2 separate regions of the Homo sapiens genome follow, and region 2 is linked to region 1. The links are chromatin loops, found by intact Hi-C in ENCODE. Cell type or tissue: heart left ventricle. All regions are shown on one strand. Links, peaks and the distances in the headings refer to the core of each region. The heading gives the core; the rest is flanking DNA. Region 1 overlaps MAP4 (microtubule associated protein 4). Region 2 overlaps MAP4 (microtubule associated protein 4).

Region 1 (15,259 bases), core at 4,598-12,597:
ATGATCTGGCAGATCCAATGATACTTGAAGTGTCCATGGCAAATAGGGATGCTGAATGGAGCCTTTAGCAAGCAAGAATAAGAGAATCACTGCCCAGACTTCTAGAATTTTGAGAAAATCTATGCCCTCTTTTGCAGAAAATTATTCACCTTTCAAAAAATAGTTTCAGGCTTGCTATTGGGTCTTGGCAGAGACCAAATGCCTAACCATGGGACATAATGCAACCACGTGTCCTGAGCTTCTCATCAGGAACTAGATGTTATCCAACCTATGTAGTCTAGCTTGGCATGTGCAGCACGATCTATCATCAAGTGAAAAACACGTAAAAAAAAAAATTCAAGCAGGTCCAGAAATATGAGTAAGTTACATAGGAGGTAGCTCAGACTTCAGCATTGAGTTCTGTTGCATTGCTTCCTCTCCCTCAATCCAAGTCAATGGCCTCCTGAGAGCTCCATATGACCAGCTGACTGGGGAAAGAAAAAACTCAAGTCTGGTTTACACATAGCTCTGCACAACATGCCAGTATCACCCAAAAGTGGGGAGCTGCAGCACTACAGCCCCATTTAAAGAGGTAGGACTGAAGGGCAGTGATGAAGAAAAATCTTTCCTTCAGAGGGCAGAACGTTGAGGGGTACATTTGGTTTTCCCTTTTGCCTGAGGTAAGACATGGCCAGAAGCAGAGATTTATACTCATTTATGAACAATTATTAAGGATTTTGTTGGCTAGTTAGGAACTTGGAAGGAAATGGTGACAAGGAAATCTGGGGGAAAGATATGCAGATGAAACTCTCAGAACAGGCACAGACTGTGAAGATATTTGTGTCCCATGTGAATAATCATTTGCATTCACTGTAGAGGAGGCTCTTAATAAGCAAGTTGACAAAATGACGTACTTCATGAATATAAATGTTAGACACTTTCCATAGCTACAAGAGTGCTTGCTCAATAAAACCCATGGAAAAAATCATCATGAAGGCTGTGCATGGACTCAACAACATGATCTTCCCCTAAACAGGGCTGACCTGACTAAAGCTACTGCTAAATGTCTAATCTGTTAATGGCACAGACTAACTCTGAGCCCTGAATATGCACCATTTCCCAAAAACTAGCTAACCACCTGGTGGCAAGTTGATTACGCTGGACTTCTATTATGGGGAATAAGGGCAGGGGTGAGGGAAGAGATTTGTCCTCACTAGAATAGACATGTATTCTGGATACAGATTTGCCTTCTCTGCCTATAATGTTTTTGGCAGTTCCACCACCCATGAACTTATATATAAGTGCCCAATCTACCACCATGACATTCCACACAGTGTTGCGGCTGCTTCTTTTTTTGAGATGAGGTCTCCCTCTGTCGCCCAGTCTGGAGTGCAGTGGCACGATCTTGTCTCACTGAAACCTCTGCCTTCTGGGTTCAAGTGATTCTCCCGCCTCAGCCTCCCAAGTAGCTGGGACTACAGGCATGTGCCACCATGCCCGGCTAATTTTTTTTGAATTTTTAGTAGAGATGGGGTTTCACCATGTTAGCCAGGCTGGTCTCGAACTCCTAACCTCAGGCAATCTGCCCGCCTCAGCCTCCCAAAGTGCTGGGATTACAGGTGTGAGCCACCATGCTTGGCCAAAAAAAAAGATGTATTTTTAAAATAGAGACAAGGTCTCACTATGTTACCCAGGCTGGTCTCAAACTCCTTGGCTCAAGTGATCCTCCTGCCTTGGCCTCCCAAAATGCTGGGGTTACAGGCATATGCCACCATGCCAAGCCCACACAGCATTGCTCCTGACCAAGAAAGTCATTTCATAGTAAAGAAATGCAGAAATGGGCTCATGTCCATGGACTTAACTGGTGTTGTCACATCCTATCACACAGAATGGTTGGCCTAATTAAAATAGGGAATTGATTACTGAAGACTAAGTTACAGTTTCAGGGAGACAACACCCTGAAAGGATGGGGTAATGATTTCAATCAGAGACACCTTACATGGTGCTGTCTCCTCCCTCAATCAGAATATACAGGTCTGGGAATCAAAGGGTAGAAGTATGTGCGGCTCCACTCACTATTATATCTAGCAATCACTGAATTTTTGCTTTCACTCCTAACAACTGAGTTCTGCTGGCTTGGAAGTGCTAGTCCCTAAGCAGGAAATATATCTACTAGCATACACAACAATGGTTCAATTGCATTAGAAGATGAGACTGCCACTTGGCTACTTGGGACTCCTTACACCACTGAACCAACAGGCTGAACCTACTGGTTGGGAAAGATTGAGCCCAATTGTCAAGGGGAAACGGTTGCTGCTACACAGTGAAAGCAAGGAGGACTATGTCTGAAACCCAAGGGATTATCTAAGGCACCTCTTAATACTTCCATGCCAAAAATAAAGATTAATGGAAAACTACAGCAACCAAAAAAGGACTGGACTAATGAGGGAATAAATGTTTGAGTCATTTCACCAGGTAAAGAACCTCAACCAGCTGAGGTTCGTGCTGAAGGCAAGGGAAACATGAAATAGGTAACTGAAGAAAGAAGCCTAGATATCAACTGTGGCCTCATTACTAATCACAGAAATGAGGATGAACTTTCTCTTTGTTATATTTGGTATTTGTTTGTATATTCTAACCATTTTCTTCTTTCCTTCTTCCCATTATTATAAGTTGGAATTAGTTCAGTTTAGTTTTGTTTTTTTGAGACCGAGTCTCACTCTGTTGCCCAGGCTGGAGTGCAGTGGTGCGATCTTGACTCACTGCAACCTCCGCCTCCCAGCTTCAAGTGATTCTCTTGCCTCAGCCTCCTGAGTAGCTGGGATTCCAGGGGTGTGCACCACACCCGGCTAATTTTTTTTTTTTTTTTTTTTGAGACCAAGTCTCACTCTGTCATCAGGATGGAGTGCAGCGGCAAGATCTCGGCTCACTGCAACCTCCGCCTCCCAGGTTCAAGCAATTCTCCTGCCTCAGCCTCCCAAGTAGCTGGGTCTATAGGCGTGCACCACCACACCTGGCTAATTTTTGTATTTTTAGTAGAGACGGGGTTTCACCATGTTGGCCAGGATGGTCTTGATCTCTTGACCTCGTGATCCACCCAACTCGGCCTCCCAAAGTGCTGAAATTACAGGCATGAGCCACCGCACCCGCCTTGAAATTAGATTTATAATACAACTTTTGGTAACAAACTAGTCAGTGGAACTTTGTTTTCTGCCACATGAAAATCTTTAAAGCTTATGCTGACGCATATCTGAATGCTTGTCATCAAAGTGTGCAGTAAAAAAAAAAAAGGCAGTTTAAGAAAATTTGAGCATTTCAAAGAAAGCACTTTTAAAAATGTATATACATGAAGGTGGCCGGGTGTGGTAACTCACACACCTGTAATCCCAGCACTTTTGGAGGCCAAGCGGGTGGATCACCTGAGGTCAGGAGTTCGAGACTAGCCTGGAGAACCCCCGTCTCTACTAAAAATATAAAAATCAGCCGAGCGTGGTAGCACACACCTGTGGTCCCAGCTACTTGGGAGGCTGAGAGGCAGGAGAATCGCTTGAATCTGGGAGGCGGTGGTTGCAGTGAGCCAAGATTGTGCCACTGCACTCCAGCCTGGGCAAAAGAGCGATTTTCAAGGGAAAAAAAAAAAAATGTGGCTGGGCGCAGTGGCTCACGTCTGTAATCCCAGCACTTTGGGAGGCCGAGGTGGGCAGATCACAAGGTCAGGAGATCGAGACCATCCTGGCTAACACGGTGAAACCCCGTCTCTACTAAAAATACAAAAAGAAATTAGCCGGACGTGGTGGCGGGAGCCTGTAGTCCCAGCTACTCAGGAGGCTGAGGCAGGAGCATGGCGTGAACCCGGGAGGTGGAGCATGCAGTGAGCCAAGATCGCGCCGCTGCACTCCACCCTGGGCGACAGAGCGAGACTCCATCTCAAAAAAAAAAAAAAAAATGTATATACATGAAGAACATTTTGCTATATCATGAAATAAATGTAGCGCTGTAAGATAAAGGAAGATGAATATAAATGGAGTTTTGGCCATTTTTATTTTTTTTTGAGATGAAGTCTTGTTCTGTTGCCCAGGCTGGAGTGCAGTGGTGCAATCTTGGTTCAATGAAACCTCTGCCTCCTGGGTTCAAGCAATTCTCCTGCCTCAGCCTCCCAAGTAACTGGGATTACAGGCACTCACCACCATGCCCAGCTAACTTTTTGTATTTTTAGTAGAGACAGGGTTTCATCATGTTGGCCGGGCTGGTCTTGAACTTGGGATCTCAAGTGATCCGCCTGCCTCGCCTCCCAAAGTGCTGGGATTACAGGTGTGAGCCACCATGCCCGGGCAGAGTTATGCCCATTTTGCCCCTCCACATGCTGCAGCCATCTTTAACCTGTTTAACTTAATGATTATAGTTTTGTTTTTCTTTTTTCATCTTATTCAGTATATTTCAGGCTATTCAGCAGATGCTTGTGATTCTGGAGGTTCAAATCACTGGTAAAAGTTTATTCTGTTTCCTCAGTTTTTCAGGAGCTTTTCTCCATTAAATGATCTGCTGCCTAAAGTACCCTCTGTCTTCCTCATCAACAGGCGCTAAATTCAAAAAGTACCTTACTGAAACTTTTTTGTTCATAACTTTCATTGTTGGAGTTAGGTCATATCCTGCTAACAACAGTCTTATTGATCAGTTGTAACCCCATATGTTGTGTTTTTATTCTTACTTATAAGAGGTAAATTTTTGTAACAGTCACATCCTTTAAATGATACTTCATTATATTCAAATTCTATATGTAGACAATCTTCAATGCCCACTTCCATCAGGATAGCTGGCAAGTTGGTGAACAGTAAGATCACATTCTTTTTACCAAGTCTGTCAGTCTTCTTACTACTAACACTTCAATACATCAAGAGGACATTAGCACCAATGTAAGATTCTCATGACTTTTCAACATGTATAAATTCCAAATGACAACTTCTGAGTCAGCTCTCCAGGTAAGGCTAGTTCTTTCACTAGGTTTACAAACTCTTGAATATTACTCTTATCATAGAAAAGTTCAATTTGACGTACAAATTCAATTCTAATGTTGTGGTGCTCTAGCTCTTTCTAGACTCTTTCACCTTTCCTGAAACAGATTCTCCATCATAGAGGAGATGGTGTTTTTCTACTTCGCCATTTTCAGTTTTCACTTCTGCCATTTTCTTTGTTTCCTTATCATTAAGGACAATATCAATCTCACAAATCAGACCAAAAAAGCCTCCAAAAAACCTCACTGTCAGTGATACTGCCACATCCCCCAATACTTCACTCCTCTTCCCTCAGAACTCCAAGCCCCTGGCTCCCATCACATGACCTTGGCCCTCTGAAGCTGGAACTTCTATTTGAGGACTGATAAACAGCCAGCAGGCCAAGCACAGTGGCTCACACCTATAATCCCAGGACATTGGGAGGCTGAGGCCGGAGGATTGCTTGAGCTCAGGAGTTTGAGACTAGCCTGGGCAACACAGCAAAACCCTGATTCTATTAAAACAAACAAACAAACAAAAATATAGCCAGCAATGGATACAATGACTATGGGGCTGAGCATGTCCTCATTCCTCATTTTAGAACAAGGGTGAGAGTTTCACCCTCTGACATAGCTGTATCTTGTTAGGTAGAAACATAAGAGTTTCATTGTTATATGGGAGCTCAAATGTGTGTAAAGTGCATATGGAAGCTAAGTAGCCAAAATAATAGGCTATGCAAGTAATCAATATATTGCCTCTCAATTCCAAATCTACCTTTCATTGCCCTGCCTGTAATAATGTAAACATTTCTTCCTAGAGAGCGGGCATGATGACACTAAGCTTAGTAGAGGGCATGGAAGGAAAGGGTTTCTCTTCCTGGTTCTAGTGTGCTTTTGCATCTTCTTACTTCCATGGTGCTCTGCTGGTGTGCAGAACACCCCATGGTGCTCATCCCAACAAGCTTTAGTGGGCATTCTCATGGACATCTTCCCAGGCAAGTTCCACCAGTGCCTCAAACAGGCTTGCTGGTGATGCCGCAGCACCCCCAAGTACAGCTTCCTGCTTAACTACCTTTGAGGTAGAAGACCAGCAGGACTTAATTTCCTGTCGCACCCTGCTGATTGGAACAAGATCTGGCTGAAACCAGCAGATGCTGACAAAAGTAACCTCGAGTTGCCCTCAGGGTTTATTAGCATAAAGACACTCCTACCAGTGCCATGGCAGTTTACAAATGCCATGGCAACAGCCTAGAAGTTACCTTATCTGATTCCCAGAAACTTCCAGCCCCTTTTCCAGAAAGTTCTAAATAACCTGCCTCTTAATTAGCATGTAATTAATAACAGATATAAACAGCTAGCTAGCAGCTCACAGACACCGATTCTGGGCACACTGCCTATGGGTTAGCCCTGCTCAGCAAGAAGCAGCACTGGTTCAATAAAAGTTTCTTTCTCTCACTACTGGCTCACCCTTAAATTCTTTCCTGGCAAAGCCAAGAACCCTCCTGGGTTAAGCCCCAGTCTGGGGGCTTGTTTGCCCCACATCACCCTGACCTGCAGCAACTCAGCAAACATCTTTACTACCAAATGGAGACTTCCTCCAAGATATGCAATCAGCTTTGGGGGCAGGGTGGGGGAGGGGCGCATACTTTTCCAAATTTGTTATTTCTTTGTGTACTCTGCCCCAGCCCTAAGGGTAGTGACTATTCCCTATATCTGTCATTCCTGTATTCTTTAGAGTTCTCTTTACCCCTATAGTAAATTCTCTGTTCAATTTATGGTGTAGCTTCTGTCTCCTGAATAGACTCTGATCCAAATATTGGCCATTAAAAACAGCATAAATCTACATAATAGGAAAGAGTGGAAGAAAAAATGAAAGATGTTTAACCCAAAGAAAATAAATCAGAAGGCAAATGTTAATCTCTAAATGTCTAAAAAGCTATCACCTACCGCAGAACATACTGTATCTCTGTTGCTCAGCACTAACAGCAGCAGCAGAAACAGCAGAATGCCTGTTCGTTTTACACAGAAAAACTGAAGACCAGAAATATTAATTTGTTAAATAGAAAGCAAAATCCTTCAATGAAGACCTCTAAGGAGTCTAATGTTAATACTTAAGTTTACAGTTGACATAGTTTTGCATCTTCTCATTTCATTTTAAATTGCTGAAAACCCACTGGAGGGCCAGGCTTGCCAGTTTTTTGCAGTGAGAGTCCTAAGTTAATTTTTTCACAAGAAACAAAACAAAAAAACTCTTCTTTCAGTCTGCCTGGAGCTCACTTTTGAAGTTTCACCTCCAGTTTTGTCCTCTAGAAACAGAGCATTTCTGCTTCACAATGGACCAATATGCTCCAGTTACATCCGATTAAAATACTGTTACACAACCAATTAAGTAGGAAAAGGGGCTGATGGTCAAACAGAATGATTTAACAAAAGTATATAATGGGTTGAACTGTAAGAACTTTCTATGTGGACATTAATCATCATTCTAATATCATCTTACATTTAAATATTAACCCCTTCAACGAGGTTTCAAAGCACTGAAAATAATTTCTGTCACTTCAGGCAAACAACTATTTTTATAGAGCTCTCCTTTTACACAGCAGGAATCTTAGCCTCAAAGAGGGCAAACAACTTGCCTAAGAAATCAAAGCTAGTAGGTGCTCTATCCACAGCTTCCTCAAAATTTAAACAAATTCATGACAGATAACATATTTCCAGAAAGATGCGTACCAATAACCTGGCAAGAATTATTACGATTGTATCTGGTCTTGTTTTTAAGTTTCTTTTCCCATGTGAGGCCAGAAACAAATAGATATTAAAGATTATTCATTCAATAGCTACAGAGGATCTACTATCCACCAGACAGTGTTCTAGGTGCTGGGCCACAGCAGTGACCAAAACAAAAGCCCTGTCCCTCTCATAAAATTTGTTTCTATAATATCTTCTTCTGGTGGGGAAAGGCAGATGAGATAAGTAAACTATACAAATTATTAGAAAGTGACATGACAAAAGCCACGAAGAAAATTCAAGTAGAACAGTGGGACGAAAAAATAGAAGGGGTGCAATTTTTAAAAAGATAGTCGAGAAGTACTCATTGAGAAAGTGAAGAGTCAATCATGAATATATCAAAGGGAAGAACATTCCAGGCAGAGAAAACTGCTAGTGCTCAGAGCTCAAGGCAGATGCCCACCTGGCTTGTTCAAGGAACAGTAGCAAGAACACCATGAAGCAAAGTAAGTAAAGGGGTAACTAAGAAAAGATCTGGTCAGAAAGATGACAACGACATCATAGGGCCTTGTGGTATTTCATAAGGACTTTGGCTTTTACTTTGAGATGGGCAACCACTGGAGGGTTCTGTGCAAAAGAACAGCATGATCAATGTACAGGACCACTGTAGATGTTTTTAAGAATATGCTGCAGGGAGCAAGCAAATGGAAGCAGAGAGACTAATTTGGGAAGTTATTACAGTAGCCAAGGTTAATGATGGTGGTCCAATCAGGGAGAGAGCAGTGGAGGTGGTGAGATGTGGTCAGGTTCCAAATATCTTTTTCTGACAAACTGGGTGTGGGGTGTGAGAGGAGCAGAAGAGGATAGGGAAACCAAATGTTTAGCCTTAACAACCAGGACAGAATTTCCATTTAAGGAGATGGGGAGGCAGGTGGTTTTTTTCTTCTTTTTCTTCTCTGTTTTGATTTTGGGGTGGGGCAATCATGAATTCAGTTTAGAACATTTCAAATTTGAGATATCAATTCTACATCCAAATGGAGATTTCAAGCTCGAATTTCAAATTTCCTTAGTTCTCACTCAACCCCCTCATGGAATTTAACCAATATTGTATCTGTTCTTACAAAATGTTCCCCATAACTGCTTAGCATTTAAGCAATGTTGACATATTTGTGTATTTCTCTCTGCAACTGGACAAACCAGAACAAACGTACAAAATACCTAACATATAAAGCATCCCTTTAATTCTGAAGAGATCTGTGATATGATGGTTAATTTGAAATTTTTTTCCCTTTAAATATGAGCTGCATTTGTTTATTTCTACGATTTTAACGATTTTTAAGTGTACAGTTCAGTGGTATTAAGTACATTCACACTGTTGTGCAATCATCACCACCATCCATCTCCAGAACTTTTTCATCTTGCAAATCAGAAACTTTGTACCCATTAAGCAACACCAAACACATCCATTCCCCGCCTCTCCCAGCCCCTGGGAACCACCATTCTACTTTGTTTCTGTAAATTTGACTACTTAAGGTAATTTATATAAATGGAGTATATTTATATTTGTTTCTGTAAATTTGACTACTTTAGGTACCGCATATAAATTTGTATTTTTGTGACTGGCTTTTTTCACTTAGCATAGTGTCTTCAAGGTTTATTCATGTTGTACCATATCAGAATTTCCTTCCTTTTTAAGGCTAAATAACGTTCCATTATATGAATGTACCACATTTTTGTTTATTCATTCCATGTGTTGATGGGACATCTGGGTTGCTTCCATCTTTTGGCCACTGTGAATAATGCTGCTACAAACATGAGTGTACAAATATCTGTTCAAGTCCCTGATTCCAATTCCTTTGGGCATATATCCAGAAGTTGGGTTGCTGGATCTTACAATAATTCTGTTTTTAATTTTTTGAGGAGCCACCATACTATTTTCCATAGCACTTTCATTTTACATTCCTATCAGCAGTACACAAGGGTTCTAATTTTTCCACATCCTCGTAAACACTTGTTAATTTCTGTTCTTGTTTTCATACTAGCCATCCTAATGAGTATGAAGTGATATTTCATTGTGGTTTTGATTTGCATTTCTCTAATGATTAATGATGCTGAGCATCTTTTCATGTATTTCTTGGCAATTTTTGTATCTTTTATGAAGAAATGTTTCTTCAAGTCCTTTGCCCATATTTTTAATTTTTTTTTGTTGAGCTCTAGAAGTTATTTACATATTCTGGATATTAACTCCTGAGAAGATATAAGATTTGCAAATATTTTGCCTCCATGGGTTGCCTTTTCACTCTACAGAGATAGACAAAAATTTTCAATTTTCATATAGCCTAATTTATCTGTTTTTTCTTTTGTCGTCTGTGTTTTTGGTGTATATCCAAGAAAACACTGCCAAATCCAATGTCATGAAGATTTCCCTCTATGTTTTCTTCTAAGAAATGTATAGCCTTGGTGCTTTGTTTAGGTCTTTGATCCATTTTAAGTTAATTTTTGAATATAAGATAATGGTCCCAACTTAAAAAAAAGAGAGGGAGAGACAGGATTTCTCTCTGTCTCCCAGGGTGAATGCAGCGGTGTACTTTACCATAGCTCACTGCAGCCTTGAACTCCTCAGCTCAAAGGATCCTCCTGCCTCAGTTTCCTGAGTAGCTGGGACTACAGGCCCACACTACCTTTTTTTTTTTTTTTTTTTTTTTTTTTTTTTTTTTTTGAGACAGAGTCTTGCTCTGTTGCCCAGGCTGAAGTGCAGTGGCGCAATCTTGGCTTATGTAAGCTCTGCCTCCTAGGTTCATGCCATTCTCCTGCCTCAGCCTCCTGAGTAGCTGGGACTACAGGCGCCTGCCACCATGCCCGGCTAATTTTTTGTATTTTTTAGTAGAGACGGGGTTTCACCATGTTAGCCAGGATGGTCTCGATCTCCTGACCTCATGATCTGCCCTCCTGGGACTCCCAAAGTGTTGGGATTACAGGTGTGAGCCACCGCACCTGGCCAATTTTTTTTTCTTTTAAGAGATGAGGTCTTCCTATAGTGCCTAGGCTGGTCTTGAACTCCTTGCCTCAAGCAATCCTCTCACTTGGCCTCCCAAAGCGCTGGGATTATTGGCATAAACCACTGTTCCCAGCAGGATCCAACTTTTTTATGTGGATATCCAGTTTTCCCCTCATCATTTATTGAAAACACCATCCTTTCCCATTGAATGGTCCTGGTACCGTTGTCTAAAATCATCTTACCATGTATAAAAGAGTTTATTTCTGGGCTTTCCATTCCGTTCCTTGATCTATATGTCTCCCTTTAAGTCAATACCACACAGTTTTGATTATTATAGCATTTCAGTAAGTTTTGAAAATCAACAAATGAGACTTCCAACTTTGTTCTTTTTCAAGATTGTTTTGTCTATTCAGGAGGGCTCCTTGAGATTCCGAATGGATTTTTCTATTTCTGCAAAAAACATTGTTCAGATTTTGAGGAAAAAATATCATCTTTTAAAAACACATTTAGGGCCGGGTGCAGTGGCTCATGCCTGTAATCCCAGCACTTTGGGAGGCCGAGGCGGGCAGATGACCTGAGGTCAGGAGTTTGAGACCAGCCTGACCAACATGGAGAAACCCCATCTCTACTAAAAATACAAAATTAGCTGGGCGTGGTGGCACATGCCTGTAATCCCATCTACTTGGAAGGCTGAGGCAGGAGAATTGCTTGAACCCGGAGGCGGAGGTTGCAGTGAGCCATGAACGGGTCACTGCACTCCAGCCTGGGCGACAGAGCGAGACTCCGTCACAAAAAACAAAACAAAACAAAACAAAAAACACATTTAGGCTGGGTGCAGTGGCTTACGCCTGCAATCCCAACACTTTGGGAGGCTGAGATGGGCAGATCACTGAGGTCAGGAGTTTGAGACCAGCCTGGCCAACATGGTAAAATGCTGTTTCTACTGAAAATACAAAAATTAGCTGGGCATGGCGGCAGGCGCCTGTAATCTCGGCTACTCGGCAGGGTGAGGCAAGAGAATCACCTGAACCTGGAAGGTGGAGGCTGCAGTGAGCCAAGATCATGCCACTGCATTCCAGCCTGTGCAACAAAGCAAGACTCCTTCTCAAAAATAATAAAATAAAATACACATTTAGGCCGGGCACAGTGACTCACACCTGTAATCCCAGTACTTTGGGAGGCCGAGGTGGGAAGAACACTTGAAGCAAAGAGTTCAAGCCCATCCTGTGCAAAAAAGCAAGACCCTGTCTCTACAAAAGATTTTAAAAATTAGCCAGGCATGGTGGTGTGCACCTGTAGTCCTAGCTACTTGGGAAACTGAGGCGGGAGGATTACTTGAACCCAGAGTTCCAGGCTGCTATGATCACACCACTGCACTCCAGCCTGGGTGACAGAGTAAGACCCTGCCTCAAAACAAAAAAACACTTTAAATCGTCCTACCAGCGACCGACATTTCAACTGCTGCTTCTGAGGCTCATAGTTGTAGCGATCATTTGTGTGTATCTTTCTTATCCACAACCGTAGCATTTTTCACAAGGAATTTATCCTTGAGAAATGTAAAAAGCATGTAAAATTTAAAGCTAACAGAACTTGAGCAAACAATAGACTACTCAATAATAATTGTTGGATACTGCAATACCTCACTTTCACTAATGGATAGAACAACAAGACAGAATACCAACGAGGAAAGAGAAGACCTATATAACACTATACACCAACTACATCTAATGGACATCTTACAGAACATTCCACCCGCATCAAGAGCCGAATATACATTCTTCTTCAGGACAGACCATATGTTAGGCCAGAAAACAAGCCTCCATATATTGAAAGGGATTGAAAGAATACCAATTATGTTCTCCAACCACAATGGGATGAAATTAGAAAGTAAACAGAAGATTGGGGAATGCACAAATATGCAGAAATTAACACACTCCTAAATAATCAACACGTCAAAGAAATCCCAAAAGAAATTAGAAAATACTTTCAGATGAATGAAAATGAAAACACAACATATCAAATCTTAAGAGGTACAGCTAAAACAGTGGTAAGAGGGAAATTTATAGCCATAAACACCTATATTAAAAGAATAAAATAAAATAAAAATCACCAATCACTAACATAACCTTCTACCAAAAGAAACTAGAAAAATAGCAAACTAAACTCAAATGAGGCAGAAGGAAGGAAATAAAAAAGATTAAAGTGGAAATAAAGGAAACAGAGGAGAGAAAATAGAGAAAACTCACCAAAACTGAAAGTTGGTTCTTTCAAAAGATGAAAAAAATTGACAAACTTTTAACTACATTTATGAAGAAAAAAGGAGAGAGGATTCAAACTACTAAAACCAGAAATGAAAAGGAGATATCACTATGAATCTTACAGGAATAAAAAAGGTTTATAAGGGAATACTAAGAACTGTAGGCAAACAAATTATATAACCTAGATGAAATGAACAAATTTCTAGAAACATAAAAACTACTAAAACTAACTAAAGAAAAAAACGTTTGGGTGGAAAATTCCAAAACTAACATCTGTGGCTATCTCTATAGTTTCTAACAATGCAGCTCAAGAATTAGCACCTGGCTAGGTGCAGTGGCTCACGCCTGTAATCCCAGCACTTTGGGAGGCGAACATGGGTGGATCACCTGAGGTCAGGAGCTCAAGAACAGCCTGGCCAACATGCTGAAACCCCATCTCTACTAAAAACACAAAAATTAGCCAGACATGGTGGTGGGAGCCTGTAACCCCAGCTACTCGGGAGGCTGAGGCAAGAGAATCACAAGCCCTGGAGGCAGAGGTTGCAGTGAGCCAAGATCACGCCATTGCACTCCAGCCTGGGCAATAAGAGCAAAACTCTGTCTCGCGGGGCGCGGGGAGAGAAAAAAAAAAAAGGATTAGTACCATAATAGATGGAGTTCCTTCAAATTTCCTCTACAGAGTTGAAGGATCTCATCCTCTATGGTAAGGCATAAGCAGACAAATCTTATGTTAAGAGAATCTTGCTTTGAAGTAACCTCTTGGTTAGACACTTCTTGTGCCCCCACCTCACACTCTGTTAAGTTCACTATTTATTCTAGCTATTGCTACAGCATCCAGCTGCACATAGGTGTGATTTGACAGCACTTTGTATCAACCAAACCAGAGTTTTCTGCCCTACAACTTCTCTGACACCAAGAGACAAGACATCTGCATCCTGGCACCACACATGTGCAAATCCAGAAGTACAAGAGTGTTAGGCCCAGGAGGCAGAGCTTGCAGTGGGCCGAGATCGCACCACTGCACTCCAGCCTGGGCGACAGAGCAAGACTCTGTCTCAAAAAAAAAAAAAAGAGTCTTAAGCAATGAGAGATGGTAAATGGTGAATAAATGTTATCCACTTCTATAACCAAGATACTCAGGTAGTGAACACTGAGAGGCATTCTATACAGGTCCTCAAAAGACCCCAAAAGACTTAAGCCCACTTTGCCCACAGCAGTGACTAGGTCAGTAGTCATACTTCACTGTATTCTTTTCCTCTAATTTCACTTTTCCCAGTATCCCACTCTTGTGCCCTGGGGCCACTTCCCAAAATAAACTACCTACATGCAAAGCCCTTGCCTCAATATGGATTTTCTCTCAGTAACTAGAACTTAAGATAGGTTTTTTAAAAAGTCTTTAAAAGCTGGGCATGGTGGCTCATGCCTGTAATCCCAGCACTTTGGGAGGCCGAGGTGGGTGGATCACCTGAGGTTGGGAGTTCGAGACCAGCCTGACCAACATGGAGAAACCCCGTCTCTACTAAAAATACAAAATTAGCCAGGTATGGTGGCGTGTGCCTGTAATCCCAGCTACTTGGGAGGCTGAGGCAGGAGAATTGCTTGAACCCAGGAGGTGGAGGTTGTGGTGAGCTGAGATTGTGCCATTGCACTGCGCTCCAGCCTGGGGAACAAGAGCAAAACTCCATCTCAAAAAACAAGAACAAAAAAACCCAAAAAACATCAGAAGGCTGGGCGTGGTGGCTCACACCTACAATCCCAGCACTTTGGGAGGCAGAGGCAGGTGGATCACCTGAGGTCAGGAGTTCGAGACCAGCCTGGCCAACATGGTGAAACTCCATCTGTACTAAAAATACAAAAAATTAGCTGGGCATGGTGGCGGGCACCTGTAATCCCAGCTACAGCAACTTGGGAGGCTGAGGCAGGAGAATCGCTCGAACCTGGGAGACGGAGGTTGCAGTGACCTAAGATCGTGCCATTGCATTCAAGCCTGGGCAACAAGGGCGAAACTTCGTCTCAAAAACAAAAACAAACAAAAAAAAATCAGAATTATATTTTCACTTAAAGCTCAAGAAGAAGCTATTTTGTCTTATTCAATACAAAGCCCCAAAAGAAACTGAAATAACGTGGCTTAGAGTATTAATTAAATGCTTGGCTTAGAAAAGGATTGTAGTCCATGAGCTGGTTTCAATGGAGTCCTAAACACTCTAAACGTAAATGTAACATCTTGTATATGGGTATATGTGGACTTTTCTGAAGAGAAATTCTGTATTTTTATTAGAAAACCATGAACCAAAAAAACTTTAAGAA
Region 2 (15,259 bases), core at 4,300-12,299, 49 kb before region 1:
CCCAAAAGTTCTGCAGTACTGGTCTTGCTTCCTCAAGAAAAACAAATCCTCTTTCTGCATTTCTTTGGAAATACTGAGCAAAAAGAGATGGCTGGGATTTCACAGAAATTACATGTTAACTTTTAGATCACTGCTGAAACTAAAGAATGGGTCTAGAAACCAAAACGAAAGAACTGGATAGAACACTGGAAATCTCAATGAATGCTGGAAAGCCCTCTACATACTATTTCATTTTCTGCCTTGGTAATAGGGTAGCTAATAGAAGATAAAAACAGAGAAGATGAGAATGTCTTATGCAAATAACAACCTTTAGCATTCTTTACTCACACAGCAGTATTCCTTAGTGGGTACATACTCATGCATAGACAAGCTTTACCCAAAAGAACAAGTCCATACCATGCAGAACACAATCCCATGATGAAACCTCTCTAAAAGCCTGACTGGCTACTAAAACCAATTGGTGTTTTTTTTAAATTCTGGAGTTAGTAGCTACATCATGCAAGCTGGGAAACAGTGATTAAGAAATAGTGTCACTTGTAGGCTGTGAAAAATCTCAAAGACAAGGGAACATTTTTTGAAAGCTAGATTCAGGGAAGCCACGATTAAATGTATACTTTTTTGGGGAATTGGGGGTGGGGGGAAACGGGGCTACCATTTCTAAATCTTAAAGGAATCATCTTCTTAATCTCATTCCAATTACTTGACTGAATAGAGCCAAAAAAGAGTAAAATTATGAGGAACACAACATGGGCAAGTTTTATGGACTATGTTTGATGGACACAGACTATGCCCAAAACTCAAACCCACATGGAACTGTGGGGCAATGGATATAAGCAACAAACTGGTCAAAAAATGTATCTGTATCATTGAGAGATCATTTCCCATTACTAGAAACACAAATAAATCGGTGCCTACCAATGCTGGTTTGAGGCCACCATTTCCTCATAAGGAGGTGGACTGATTTCATTTAACCTAAAAGCAGTTTGGATATTTAGTCCCACCAGCACAAGCTACATATAAATTGAAAAAAATCTCATGCACATAGCTAGACATGAAATATTTTCTTTCCTCCTGTGAATCCTTATACCAAGTAATGATTAAAATTTAGCTGTAAACTTGATACATAGGAGGCACAATTTTAAAAAAATTAAGAAATGGATGATGATAGGTCTTTTGTTAGACAATTCATTGAAAATTCAACTTCCCCTAAAATTCAACGTTCAGTGCTGGGTAAAAAAGGCATGCAACCAAGTTACCAGCCTCCTCAAGCAGGACACAAGGAACACATTGGCTGCAGAAAACACACCGTAGCAGTTATAGGTTTCATGCCAACAAACCAATGATTAACAAGGATGATTAGAGTCTGGATGGAGCCAAGACACAAGCTCTTTGCCTTTCTGATGCTGACTCAAAAGCCACAAGCACACACATTTCCCCATGGCAGGTTCATACCAGCGGACTTCAGTTGCTTATGTCTCTCTTGTTCCTGGATTGTAGACTTTGGCAAAAGTGGAGTAAGTCCTCGGGACTTGGTGGGTCTCATGTAGCCTTTCATTGGTTCTGCCATTCTGCTTTTATCTTCCTTTTTCCCTTCTCCTGGTGTCTTTGATTCAGATTTTTCTGTCATTTTCTGAGGTGTCTCCAAAATCTTATCTTTGGGTTCTGGGAGTCGAACACCCTTGGAAGCAGTCATTATTACTAACGTATCCGCCACCTCTGAAGGAGGAGCTTCGACTTTGCTATGTAAGAAATCTGACTGGATTTCTGGTGTTGGCAAGGAAACGCTTTCCAATTCCGTGATTTTACAAGCCAGACTAATTTCTTTCAATTTATCATTTTCACTTTTTGGAGACAAAAGAGTCAGATCTACCTTCTTATTCAAACTATCTGAACCTTTGGAATTTCTATCTTGAGCATTTTGGTCCTCACAAAAACTGAGCTTTTGTGCTTTGTCTTCCAGTAAGTCAGGAATCTGAACTGCAACAGACCCTTCTTTAGTCTCTTTCTCTTCATTCACTGGATGTGCTGGGAAATTACCTCTATCTGCATATCCTTCTAGGGCTCTGGCCTCTCCTGGTAGGCTCTGGTCTTCTACTGGCACTCCAGGAAGGAGGTGACCTTTTGCTAGCTCTGTGACTTTCTCTACTGAATGCTTAGACGCACCACTGTGCACTGACTCAGATTCTCCTATCACATGCCCTTCATCGATCCCTGCTTCATTTTTCATGGAATCAGCAAGCTCAGCTTTATTCTTAAGAGAGTGATCTCCATGAATGTTAACTGTTTCTATGGCTGTTGTAATAGGTAGAGCAACTCCTCCTGTGCTTGTAGAGGGCACAACAGCAGAGGGACCCTTGGGTCTTTCTTGACCTGGGACTCCATCTTTGGTGTAGTTATCTACCATTAATGATTTGGAAATCTGGGCTGGGGCTATCTCTTGCCCATTTTTTGCCAAGGTATCTGGAAAGGAATCACCTTCCTTTACTACTTGAGGAGTAGGAGTGGGCAGTTTTTCACAGGCTGCTGATTCCAGAACCTCTAGAGGAGATGATTTATTTATCAGCTCTGATGGTGTTCTGGGACAGGTAAATGTAATATTTCTATTTTCGTCCATATAGGCCATTCCTTCAATTCCCTGGTCCCCTGTGGTTTCCATGGGAACATGTATTTTTGTTGCATCTATCTTATTCTCCAGAATGTGCTTCTCAGGAGAACTATTTTTAACCTTTTTACTTTTTCCATCATTACTCCTTTTACTTGGTTTGTCAGCCACTGCAGTGTATCTATTGGCTGCATCTGTCTTATTCTCCTCAGATACTACTGAAGGAACAAATCCTGCCCCCTGGATTTGCTCTTGGCAGCTCACATCTGTCACCTTGGCAGGTGGTTCAGTAACAGTAGAAGCCTTGACTGTGCTTATCTTGTTTTCCCCAAGAGTCCCAAGCTCAACAAAATTAACCTGAAAATTTCCACCCTTCCTGTCAACTGCTTCCACTGTGGGTGTATCTGGTGTATGTGAGAACGAAGAATCATGCATTTTGGGGAAAGTAAATCCTATTTCCTTGCTTTTATGGGGAATACTACCAGTATCTCCATCCTTCCCTTCAAAAGGTGGGTTAAGGATTTCTTCCTTCCTCTCCATTCTAGCAGGCTGTGTGGAATAATTATTTTTAAACTTTTTGCTTTTGCCTTCATTGCCTCTCTTTTTAGGCTTTTCAGAAATCCAGGGAGCTGCCTCATGATCCTTCCATGGACACCTTCCTTCCTTGCTCTGGTTATTGACACCCATATCTTTGACTACATCTCCTGTTTCTGTGCTAACACCAGAAGTCTGAGTCATGCCTGATCCACTTTCCAAAGGAATCAATGCCTGCATGGTGCCTGCCACCTTAGGCTGAGTCATCTCTTTAGGCTCCCCCATCACCACTGCCTCCGTGAGATCAGCCTTAGTGCCTGGTTGCTTTGAAGAATTCAGCCCCAGCTCCTCACTCTTATCCTGAGTAGTCATTCCTTCAGTTTTAGAGACTGGCTCACTCGGTATGAGAACAGCCCTTCCGTCCTTCTGGCTGTCCAGAAGAAATGGCAGCTCAGATTTTGCTTTTACCTTCCCAGAATCTGTTCTCATTTTCCCAGAACTTCCCCTTCCCTTCCTGCTTTTGCCATCACCTGCCATTCTCTTAAATGGTTCATTCTCTACCCCAGGGACCTGTACCAACACTTGGCCCTGCAGCTGCTCAGAAGTAAAGATGCTGATCTCTTGTCTTTCGTTGGGAAAAGCTTCCTTTTTTAGTTCTTTATCCTCTTCAGCTCCTTCAGGAAACTCCTTCAGTTTGACATTCTGCAGTTTAGTCATTTTACTTTCATTATTCCCTTCTTTTAGATTACATTCTAATGGATTACTTGCTATCAAAGTGGGTACCAAATTTGGTATTTCTTTTGCTGCTGTGGGTTTTGAAACTACACCCATAACCTCTTGGTCCAAGAAAGGAGAGCAACCCTCTTTAAGTCTGATATCCAAAGGGGTTTCTACATTGTATGCAGAAACTTCTGCTAGGGGTCCTTTCAGATTGAGAGGGCCTACTGACTGGCTTTTATCTACAGGAGTCTTCAGGTGGGGTGCAGGCTGTGGTTTGTATTCATGTTGCTTCAGCAATTTCTTGTCTTGGTTTTGTAGTACTGACTTGTTACTTTTGCTCTCTTCCTCTACTCTCAGCTTAGACTGAGAACTTATTGCAGTTTTGGGGGCTTCTTCAGAAGGATATAAAGGAATTCTGAGACTCTCTGAGACAAAGTTCTCAGCTACCAGTCTGGCTGCACTGGAGTTAACTAAACATTCCCTTTTCAAGTTTTCTCCAGATACAAGTCCATATTCTGTACCCATAGTGGTAGGCTGGCTGGGGAGAACACCTGATTTTTGTGTGTCAGCTGCAAATGGATGACCTTTAGGCTTATCTGCATTGTCATCATCCGAAGGTCCTCCAGCCCGTGGTTGAGAATATCTCTTTTGCTTTGGTTTCTTCTTCTTTTTCTTCATCATTATTGGTGTGCTTTCTATATCCCAGGCCTCCCTGCCAAGATCCCTCTGGGGTTCAAGTGAGTCAACATGAATACTTTTTCTTTGGTTCCCAGGCCCACCACAGGAGGATGAACCAGAGACCCAACCTGACTCAGACAAAGAGCAGTGGCCCAGCCTGTGATCAAGAGTCTTCCATGGAGGAGAGCCTCCCAGCAGCTCAGGAGGGACCCTGGCAGGCTTGGGCCGGGTTGACCTGCGGTCACTGGGTCTGCAAACTTGTTTGGCTTGTGTGGGAGGGGTACCGCAATACATGAAGTTGGCTAAAATTCCAAACAAAAAACTCCTCGTTATTGTTTCTTAAAAACAACAAAAAACAAACAAACAAACAAAAAAACCAGACCATATAAATGACTAATTTAAGGAGGCTATTTTCACTAATACATATAGTACTTACTGTAATTTGCTCAGGAAAACAGTCTTTTCTAAAACATTTCTCACTTTTAACTGGCGCTAGCAAAAATATTTAACAGATCATCATCTCAGGTAAAGATTGTTTTCAAACATTTATAAAATATTTGAAATTTCAGAAGTAGCAGGATTGAACTTTTAAAAATGAAACATTTCACATCTTTTAACCTCTAAAAATAAGCACTTACTGCCTGTAAATCTCATCTGATTTATATTGGTCATTCTTAGTGCTTGCCTCTTTTTGGTGAAATTTATTAATTGCTTCAGTTAAATATACATGATTTTGGACAAAATTTATAATTCTAAGACTAGGTCACCAATATTAAACTAATACTTGTCAAACAAACCAGACAGATTCTGGGAACTAGATCAGAAGGCCAGACTTAAGTCACTTCACGCACACACACAAAATATACTGAATCCACATTTTGGTCAGAGAAAAATTCTCATGATTCCAGAACCAGAGCATCCTACTTTGAAAGACAAATATGTTAAATTTCAACATTCTGCTCCTAAATGTACTTCCCAAAAGACAGAGAAATATATATAATGTTAAGTAGGATAATTAATTTTAACAATTAAGATGAGTACCTTTGGAAGAGTTTCAGCAGGTGATCTGGTCTAACCTTCCTCCCAGTTAATATAATATGGATCCAAGATCCTGGCAAGAGTCTCATTAAGAGCAGGTATATGCCAGCTCCTGTCAAGTCTGACCCAATAAATTGATTTCCAAGAATATTATAATATGTAAATAGTGGATTTCATTCTTGTCCTTACCCCTCCAATATCCTCTAAATCCTAGCCTTTGTTTAATATCTCAGGTTAATTATTGCATCGCTCAAAAAATTGCTAGGCTATAGTATCCCCCAGTATTTATAACATTTAATTCAGCAATTAATCAGCAGCTATTCAGTGCCATCTTTTATACTATTTTATTCAATTATTATGTAAATCTTGGGTTTCAGAGTTCATGCCTGAGAACTTATCTCTTCATTCAGGTTATAATATAATAATTCAGGGGGCAAGGACGGGGACTTAAATATCTATATGCCTTAACATGGTGTATTTTGTATACCATAAGCACTTGATAAATCTTTACTGATTTGTTGAGTCAGTAAAACAACATTTAAAAAAAAAATCACACATTTATTTAAGCTCTAGTCTTGTGCTAGGTAGTGTGCAAAGCATTAGAGATTCTAAGTGAAATAAGTCATGGGCCCTTATGTCCCATATGTCAGGATGTCCACATTCCAATCATAGTCACAGAAAAGTAAACAGAAAATCAAGTTGATAATCATATACATATGCTTCTGGGTTATTAAAAACAGGTAATCTTCAAATTCACTGAATAATCAAACTTTAAATTGGAAAGTATCTTAGAGCAGTACCTCTCAAAGTTTAATGAAAATTAGAATTATCTGGGGATCTAATTAAAATGCAGATAATAATTACAAAGGCCTAAGGTAGAGCCCAAGATTCTGCATTTCTACCAGCCTCTCAGGTAATGTAGATGCTGTTGGGCCATGGAACACTGTAACTAGTAAGACTTTAGAGAACATTTGACCAATTAATTTATATTATAGCTAAGTAAACTGAGATATAGGCAAGTTATGTAACTTGCTTAAGACCACACAGGATAGAATAGTGAATAGCTGAACCAGATCAAAATTTGGGTGTCCTTTCTTCACTATGAAAACAGTGGAGAAGGCCAGGCACGGTCGCTCACGCCTGTAATCCCAACACTTTGGGAGGCTGAGGTGGGCAGATCACCAGAGGTCAGGAGTTTGAGACCAGCCTGGCCAACATGGTGAAACCTCATCTCTACTAAAAATTAGCCGGGCATGGTGGCAGGCGCCTGTAATCCCAGCTACTCAGGAGGCTGAGGCAGGAGAATCGCTTGAACCCAGTAGGTGGAGGATGCAGTGAGCCAAGATCACGCCATTGCACGCCAGCCTGGGCGACAGAGTGAGACTCTGTCTCAAAAAAAAAAAAACAACGACAACAACAACAAAAAAAACAGTGGAGAAAAAAAAAATTAGGTATCCTGATTTGCTGTAGTAGTAATTTTTAAAGATATAACAAGCTGACATTCTGTCTAAACCAGATAAAATCTGTCTAAGAGAATTGACTTCATAAACTATACTGCTGATTACCACCATACAACAGGGAACTAGAGACAATGTCTACCATCACTACTCTATCGCCCCTAATTTGTTTCAAAGAGTTCATTTTGTTTTCCTAACTTACCTGAGGTCTCTGAAGAAAGCTCAGAAGGTTGACTGTTGCATGGTTTCCTTTCCCCTAGTTTTTCTAACACAGAATCCTCCTCGGCCGGCAAGCTGCACTTTTTCCCCGTTCCTGTGACGGTTTCTAAAGGTAATAACAAAAGCCACACACGTTTCAGAGAAGCATGATTTCAGCTATTTTCCATCTGCCAGAAATTGGATATGGGATTAGTTTCTGAGGAGTTCTCCTACAAGGGGCAGCAAAGGAGTGAAGTGGTAGTTGGAAGCTGAAGTTGGGAAGGTATGTCTAGTTATGTTACTTTTTTTTTTTTTTTTGAGATGGAGTTTTTCACTCTTTGTTGCTCAGGCTGGAGTGCAATGGTGCGATCTCGGCTCACCACAACCTCCGTCTCCCAGGTTCAAGTGATTCTCCTGCCTCAGCCTCCCGAGTAGCTGGGATTACAGGCATGCGCCACCATGCCCGGCTAATTTTGTATTTTTAGTGGAGACGGGGTTTCTCCATGTTGGTCAGGCTAGTCTTGAATTCCCGACCTCAGGTGATCCGCCCACCTCGGCCGCCCAAAGTGCTGGGATTACAGGTGTGAGCCACCATGCCCGGTCAATGTTTCGTTTTTTAAGATGGGAAAAATAACAAACGTTTGTTAAATGGGTGGGAATGATCCAATGAAAAAAGATTTAAATTGGTATGAGGGGCAAAAAAGGGAAGAATACATGGGGCAATATATCGAGTAGGAAAGAGGAGATGGAATCTAGGGCAAAATGAGGAGAGGTTGGTCTTAATTAGGAGCAGGAACAGTTTACTTATAAAAACGGGAACTTTCATAAGCAGAGACCATGGATACAGATACAAGTAGTTGGGTAGATAATGGAATAGAAGTTTGTCGATGTTCTATTTTATTGCTTGACTTATCTGCAAGAAAAACAGGACAATCAGCAGAGAATGAACATAGAAAAGGTGTTGGAGGTGGGAGGAGGGTAAAGGCGGGAAAGAGTTGTCTAGGAGAGCAGGAGTATGAATAAACTTGCAAAGTACAGTGTGACTGTCTGTACTTTACCTGGCATGATGTTTGTCCTTAGTCTTCTCGAGACTACAACCTGGTAGAGAGAAATACTGAGAATAAGCACAAGCACGTACCTGGTGAAATCATGAAAGTAGGTGCAGCTGACTGCCCCACATCCTGCAGAGATTCTAAATGGGAATCCTCACTTATTCCTTTTTGTGTTTGTGCAATTTCCATGTCTTTAATTGGAACTGGTGTTGCCTCTGTTTCTGAGAGTGGTGGAACATCTTTGGCTGGAGTCACATTGTTGGCCAGGGTCAGAACCCCATCCTTAGCCAGGGGTGCTTCTGTTTTGAGGGCTGGGACCTGATCCTCAGTCAGGGCCACCTCCATTTCTGGAGGCAGACATACGTTCTTGATGAGAACTACTTCTGTTTCTGGAGGTGGAGTCACATCCTTGCCCAGAGCCATTTCTGTTTCTGATAGTGGAGACATGTCCTTCAACAAGCCCACTTCTTTTACTGTGGACGGAGCCACATCCTTGGCCGGGGCTATTTCTGTTTCTGGGAGTTGAGCCATGTCCTTGACTGGGGCCACCTCTGCTTCTAAAGGTAGTGCTTTATCCTTGGTCAAGATCACGTTGGTTTCCGGGGGCAGTGTCATGTCCCTGGCCAGGGCTACCTCTGTTTCTGAGGACAAAGCCACCTTCTCAGCAGAGGATATTTCTGTGGATGATATAATGTCATTAGCCTGTGCCACCTCTATTTCTGAGAGTAATACCAAATCCTTGGCTGGGACTATCTTGTTTTCTTTGGGTGGTCCCATGTCCTTGGAAGGAGCCAAGTCCATTTTTATAGGAGATGCCCTCTCTGTTTCTTTCTTGTTTTCTTTGGGTGGTCCCATGTCCTTGGAAGGGGCTAAGTCCATTTTTATAGGAGATGCCCTCTCTGTTTCTTTCAACAGTGTCACATCCTTGGCTGGGGCTACCTCTGTTTCTGTGGGCAGTACCACATTCTTGGCTGAAGATACATCTGTTTCTGTGGGCCATCTGACATCCTTAACCAGGGCCACTTCTTTTTCTGTGGGTAGTTCCATGTCCTTGACTAGGGCCATATCTGATTCCATGGATGGCTGCATGTCCTTGGCCAGTGTCACATCTAATTTGGTGGGTGATTCCATATCTTTAGCCAATGCCACCTCGGTTTTTGTAGCTAGTGCCATGTCCTTGGCGAGGGCCATCTCTGTTTCTTTAGATGGTGCCATGTCAGTAGTCTTCAGTCCCATCATTATTTCCAATGCTTGTGCTGGTGGCCTCTCTTCTGATGCCATTTCTATCTCCTTGGCTAGCTCTAAGGGAACTAAATTGGAAATTTAGGACACATCATTGTCTACTCATACCTTTGCATTAAAAATGCTTACTTTCTTCAGGCATGAGAGTATTTGGCTTTTGTGACCATAAGACTGTACACATAACTAAGAATTAATGTTAGGCCGGGCACAGTGGCTCACGCCTGTAATCCCAGAACTTTGGGAGGCCGAGGCGGATGGATCATCTGAGGTCAGGAGTTCGAGACCAGCCTGACAAACATGGTGAAACCCTGTCTCTACTAAAAATACAGAAATTAGCCATGCAGTGGCAGGCGCCTGTAATCCCAGCTACTTGGGAGGCTGAAGCAGGAGAATTGCTAGAACCCAGGAGGCGGAGTTTGCAATGAACCGAGATCACGGCATTGCACTCCAGCCTGGGGGACAGGGCAAGAGTCCGTCTCAAAAAAAAAAAAAAAAAAAGAAGAAGAAGCTAATGTCAAGTAACATATTCTGCCTACTCTTTGACAGTCTCAACACTTGGAAGAATAAGATGTAAAATACTGGGAGGACAAGTAGTGGAGGAGAAATGGCAAAGAAGAGAGAAAACATAGGCTTCAAAAATAACACGGGCACAGAATTAGTATTAGAAAGATAATCTGTGGGACAGCAGGTCAGTCATGCTTCCTATCAAGAAAAACTCCAGAGTTCTAAATCTGTACTGAATTTTTGTTTTTGTTTTTTGAGACACGGTCTCACGCTGTTGCCCAAGCTGGAGTGCAGTAGCATGATCTCGGCTCCCGGGTTCAAGCAATTCTCCTGTCTCAGCCTCCCTAGTAGCTGGGATTATAGGTACACGCCACCACGCTGAGCTTATTTATTTATTTATTTAGCTCTTTCACCCAGGCTGGAGTGCAGTGGCGCAATCTCGGCTGACAGCAACCTCTGCCTTCCGGTTTCAAGTGATTCTCCTGCCTCAGCCTCCCTAGTAGCTGGGATTACAGGCACCTGCCACCACGCCCAGCTAATTTTTTGTATTTTTAGTAGAGACGGGGTTTCACCATGTTGGCCAGGCTGGTCTCGAACTCCTGACCTCAGGTGATCTGCCCGCCTTGGCCTCCCAAAGTGTTGGGATTACAGGCGTGAGCCACCGTGCCTAGACCAATTTTTGTATTTTTTGTAGAAATGGGGTTTCACCATGTTGGCTGGGCTGGTCTGGAACTCCTGACCTCAAGTGATCTGCCTGCCTCAGCTTCCCAAAGTGCTGGGATTATAAGTGTGAGCCACCACACCAGGCCGTAAATCTGTACTGAATTAAAAAAAAAAATTCTGATACCTAATACAATGAAAATGTGATGAAAAAAATATATATATGTTAAAAAATTTAAAAAAAGTATTTATGTGCCCGTTAACCCTAAGTGTTATAGTTCAACAATTTAATTCCTCCAGTGGTGATATCACTAATATAAGCAAAACATTTGTGATTGTTCTGAAATTTTTATACCTGCTGTAAGCTGCTAAAAAATACACCTGATGATTTATATTGATTACCAATACTGCAACCATTAACTGATAAAGGGAGTCTCTAATAGTTTACCTGCCGTTGGCTGAGGAGGTTCTGCAACAGCCTCTGGGGAAACAAAGGACTCTGAGTGTGGAGAGTTTAAGGCTTCCACAGACCACCCCTGAGGTACAACAGCTGTGTTGCAGGGAGACATACCTAATATTGAAACACAAACAAATACATTTTGAAACTTAGTAAACATTGGAAACAAAAGGTATTTGATATATTTTTGTTTTGTTTTGTTTTGTTTGTTTTTTTTTTGAGACAGAGTTTCGCTCTGTTGCCCACGCAGACAGAGTGAAGTGGCGTGATCTCGGCTCACTGCAAGCTCCGCTTCCCGGGTTCACGCCATTCTCCTGCCTCAGTCTCCCGAGTAGCTGGGACTACAGGCGCCTGCCACAGCTCCCGGCTAATTTTTTGTATTTTTAGTAGAGGCGGGGTTTCACCATGTTAGCCCGGATAGTCTCGATCTCCTGACCTCTTGATCCAACCGCCTCGGCCTCCCAAAGTGCTGGGATTACAGGCGTGAACCACCGCGCCCGGCCTAAGAGGTATTTGATATTTAAAATCAGCTGCATATATTGCCAGGAAGACACAGACTAATAAAAAACAATGCAAAAAAAGTTTTTTTTCTTTTTTTGAGACAGAGTCTCGCACTGTCGCCTGGGCTGGAGTGCAATGGCACGATCTCGGCTCGCTGCAATCTCTGCCTCCCAGGTTCACGCCATTCTCCTGCCTCAGCCTCTCAAGTAGCTGGGACTACAAGCACACACCACCACACCTGGCTAATTTTTTTGTATTTTTAATAGAGATGGGGTGTCACTATGTTGGCCAGATTGGTCTCGAACTCCTGACCTCATGATCCACCCGCCTTGGCCTCCCAACGTGCTGGGATTACAGGTGTGAGACACCGCGCCCGGCCGACAACGCAAACAAGTTTTAAAGGAAACACTGCTGACATTCTTCAGGTTTTAGCTAGTTGTTAGTAGGTGGTATAGTATATCCCAGTAGTGCCATTAATCAACATTCACTGGCTACTTTCTATATAATATATAAAGGGTAATATAAAGATTCAAAATATTAATGATTGAACTCTAGTTCCAACACCACAACCAACATAATATACTATAGTAAAAAACTGCGAGTCTTAATTTCTTCATCTGCAAAATGAGATTAACACCTCCCTTTCCAACATTAGAAGACAATTTTATTAAAATACTTTGTAGCAGTTTTGTTGTTGTTGTTGTTGTTGTTGTTTGCCCAGCTAATTTTCTTATTTTTATTATATTTATTTATTAATTTTTGAGATGGATTCTTGCTCGTTGCCCAGGCTGGAGTGCAATGGCACAATCTCAGCTCACTGCAACCTCCACCTCCCAGGTTCAAGTGATTCTTCTGACTCAGCCTCCTGAGTAGCTGGGATTATAGGTGTCTGCCACCACTCCCAGCTAATTTTTGTATTTTTAGTCGAGACAGTGTTTCACCATGTTGGCCAGGCTGGTCTCGAACTCCTGACCTCAGGTGATCTGCCCACCTCCGTCTCCCAAAGTGCTGGGATTACAGGCATGAGCCACCACACTCGGCCTAATTTTTCTATTTTTAGTAGAGATGGGGTTTCACCATGTTGGCCAGGCTGGTCTCAAACTCCTGACCTCAGGTGATCTGCCCGCCTCTGCCTCCCAAAGTGCTGGGATTACAGGCATGAGCCATTAGGCCCAGCCTAATTTTTGTATTTTTAGTAGAGACGGGATTTCACCATTTTGGCCAGGCTGGTCTTGAACTCCTGGCCTCAAGTGATCCATCCGCCTTGGCCTCCCAAAGTGCTGGGATTACGGGCGTGTGCCACTGCACCCAGATGGTTTTTTTTTTTTTTTTTTTTTTTTAAGACAGGGTCTCAACTCTGTTGTCCAGGCTGGAGTACAGTGGCATGATCATGGCTCAATGCAGCCTCGACCTTCTGGGCTCAAGCAATCCTTCCACCTCAGCCTCTTGAGTAGCTGAGACTACAGGCATGTGCCACCACGCCTGGATGAATTTTAAAATTTTTTGTAGGACAGGATCTCCCTATGTTGCCCAGATTGGTTTCAAATTGCTGGGCTCAAGCAATCCTGTCACCTCAGCTTCCCAAAGTGCTAGGGTTACAGGCATGAGCCACTGTGTCTGCCTGTAAATGAAGAAGTAGAAAAATGTGGCTGGGTGCAAAGGCTCACGCCTGTAATCTCAGCACTTTGGGAGGCTGAAGCGGGTGGATCACTTGAGCCCAGGAGTTCAAGACCAGCCTGGGCAACGTGACAAAACCCCATCTCTACAAAAAATTAGCCAGGCATAGTGGTACACACCTGTAATCCCAGCTGCTCAGGAGATTGAGGTGGGAGGATCACCTGACCAGGAGGCCAAGGCTGCAGTGGGCCGTGATCGCATCACTGCACTCCAACCTGGGTGACAGAGTGAGACCCTGTCTCAAAAAAAAGGGGAGATGACAGCCCAACTGTGAATCTGTGAATTGTCTCCTTTGATTAATCCAAAGAGAGCCTTGTCACACCCACAGCCCCTAAATCTGACTTTTCTTAGTGGTTAGCTTCAAAGGTGATGTGTGAAAGGCCATGTTGATTGTTTGGCATTAAACAACTAAAGGACACCAGAATATGCCACCCCAAAATACGCTACTTTGGCATAAGGACTTTTTTAAGCTGAAGGCTATTATTAGCCTGGAGATGGCACCATAGGAATCTACACAGCAACCTTTACTAACTAGCTTTTACCTACCATTTACCTGTCTCCCACAATTTGCGGCCCCTAGAGACTCAAAAGTCTTTTCCTTCATCTTCTCACCTCTCAAAAAAAAAATTTGTCATTCTTTATTGAAGAAGCTATATAAGGTGGAATTCTAAAGCCACCTCTTGCGGAGTTACTCATTCCCTAGGTACCTCTCATGTACATATTAAATTCACATTTTAAACTTTGGTCTCTTTTTTCTTGTTAATCTTTTGTCACAGAGCCCTAGTCAGTGAACCAAAGATGAGTAAAGAAAAAATTTTTTTCCTTCCCTACAGAATAAATCCATTTGAAGAAGCCATACCGTAACTGTCTTTCAAGGGATCATTTTGTCCTGCAAATATTGAAGTATCAGCTGTCGCACTGGAGGGAAAGACCAAATCTGCCAGGTCATCATCATGGTACATCTTAAAGGGATCTGGAATATAGAAGAAATCCAAAACTCATTCCTGGTGAATGCAACTAGAAAGATTAATATTTCTTTCTTTCTTTCTTTTTTTTTTTTGAGGTGGAGTCTTGCTCTGTTGCCAAGGCTGGAGTGCAGTGGTGCCATCTTGGTTCACTGCAACCTCTACCTCCCAGGTTCAAGCAATTCTCCTGCCTCAGCCTCTTAAGTAGCTGGGATTACAGATGCCCGCCACCATGCCTGGCTAATTTTTGTATTTTTTTGTAGAGACAAGGTTTCTCCACGTTGGCCAGGCTAGTCTCAAACTCCTGATCTCAAGTGATCTGCCCACCTCGGCCTCCCAAAGTATTAGGATTACAGGCGTGAGCCACCATGCCTGGCCAATATTTCTTATTATCCTATGATGAATATAGATGAGTTGTCAATAGTAAGTAAACCGAAATCATATGTGACTGCACATGGTAGAGAATCAATATTCACTAATTCATTTGTTATGAGTTAATAATAAATAATCCCTTCTCTAAGATTTGGTTATGTACATCAGATAGCCAACAAATGCATAAAACAAAAAGGGCAACTAATGCTCAGCTGTATAACAAACACTCTGAGAGGTGAAAGTATAAACTAAATTTTCAATATATATTTATATAACATTCATTTTAAGTTACTTTTTAAAAAGACAGAGCCATTAACAAGCTTAAAAAAAAAAACCAACAAGTAATTTTTCACCTCATGTGGACATGATGAAGAAAACTGCATTTCAAAACTGTCTGAATGGGACAAGATAAACAATTGTTATCCTAACAGAAGAAATAAACTCTTGACTCAGGAGCTGGCATGAATAAAAGCACTCAAAACATCAGGTAAACTCTTTGTGCTTTTGTACATGAAAAAAAAGCAGGGCCGGGCATGGTGGTTCATGCCTGTAATCCCAGCACTTTGGGAGGCCAAGGCGGGCGGATCACGAGGTCTGGAGAT

The links. Hi-C counts contacts between places; a loop is a spot of excess contacts. Peaks named below come from ENCODE experiments on the same cell type or tissue, not always from the same donor. Only the 100,000 strongest peaks of a DNase experiment are listed, where the experiment ranks them.
Region 2: it touches region 1 in a loop (1.8-fold over the local background); 3 of 110 quality-filtered maps call a loop at or near these places.

The regions. Positions count from the first base shown.
Region 1 is chr3:47,955,851-47,971,109 of GRCh38, forward strand. The region is part of intron 3 of MAP4 (microtubule associated protein 4); the gene reads right to left. It also overlaps the pseudogene VPS26BP1. Among named protein-coding and RNA genes, the nearest start is that of MAP4, 53 kb to the right of the region's middle. RefSeq lists a silencer at 6,095-6,204. In heart left ventricle, for the core only: no CTCF peak of the experiment used is centred there; no DNase peak of the experiment used is centred there.
Region 2 is chr3:47,907,586-47,922,844 of GRCh38, forward strand. It overlaps MAP4 (microtubule associated protein 4), which reads right to left. Exons shown (of 21, transcript NM_001385682.1): 5 at 14,180-14,293; 6 at 11,134-11,256; 7 at 8,366-9,589; 8 at 7,232-7,354; 9 at 1,453-4,836. Among named protein-coding and RNA genes, the nearest start is that of MIR1226, 66 kb to the left of the region's middle. In heart left ventricle, for the core only: no CTCF peak of the experiment used is centred there; no DNase peak of the experiment used is centred there; H3K27ac peaks cover 1,432 bases.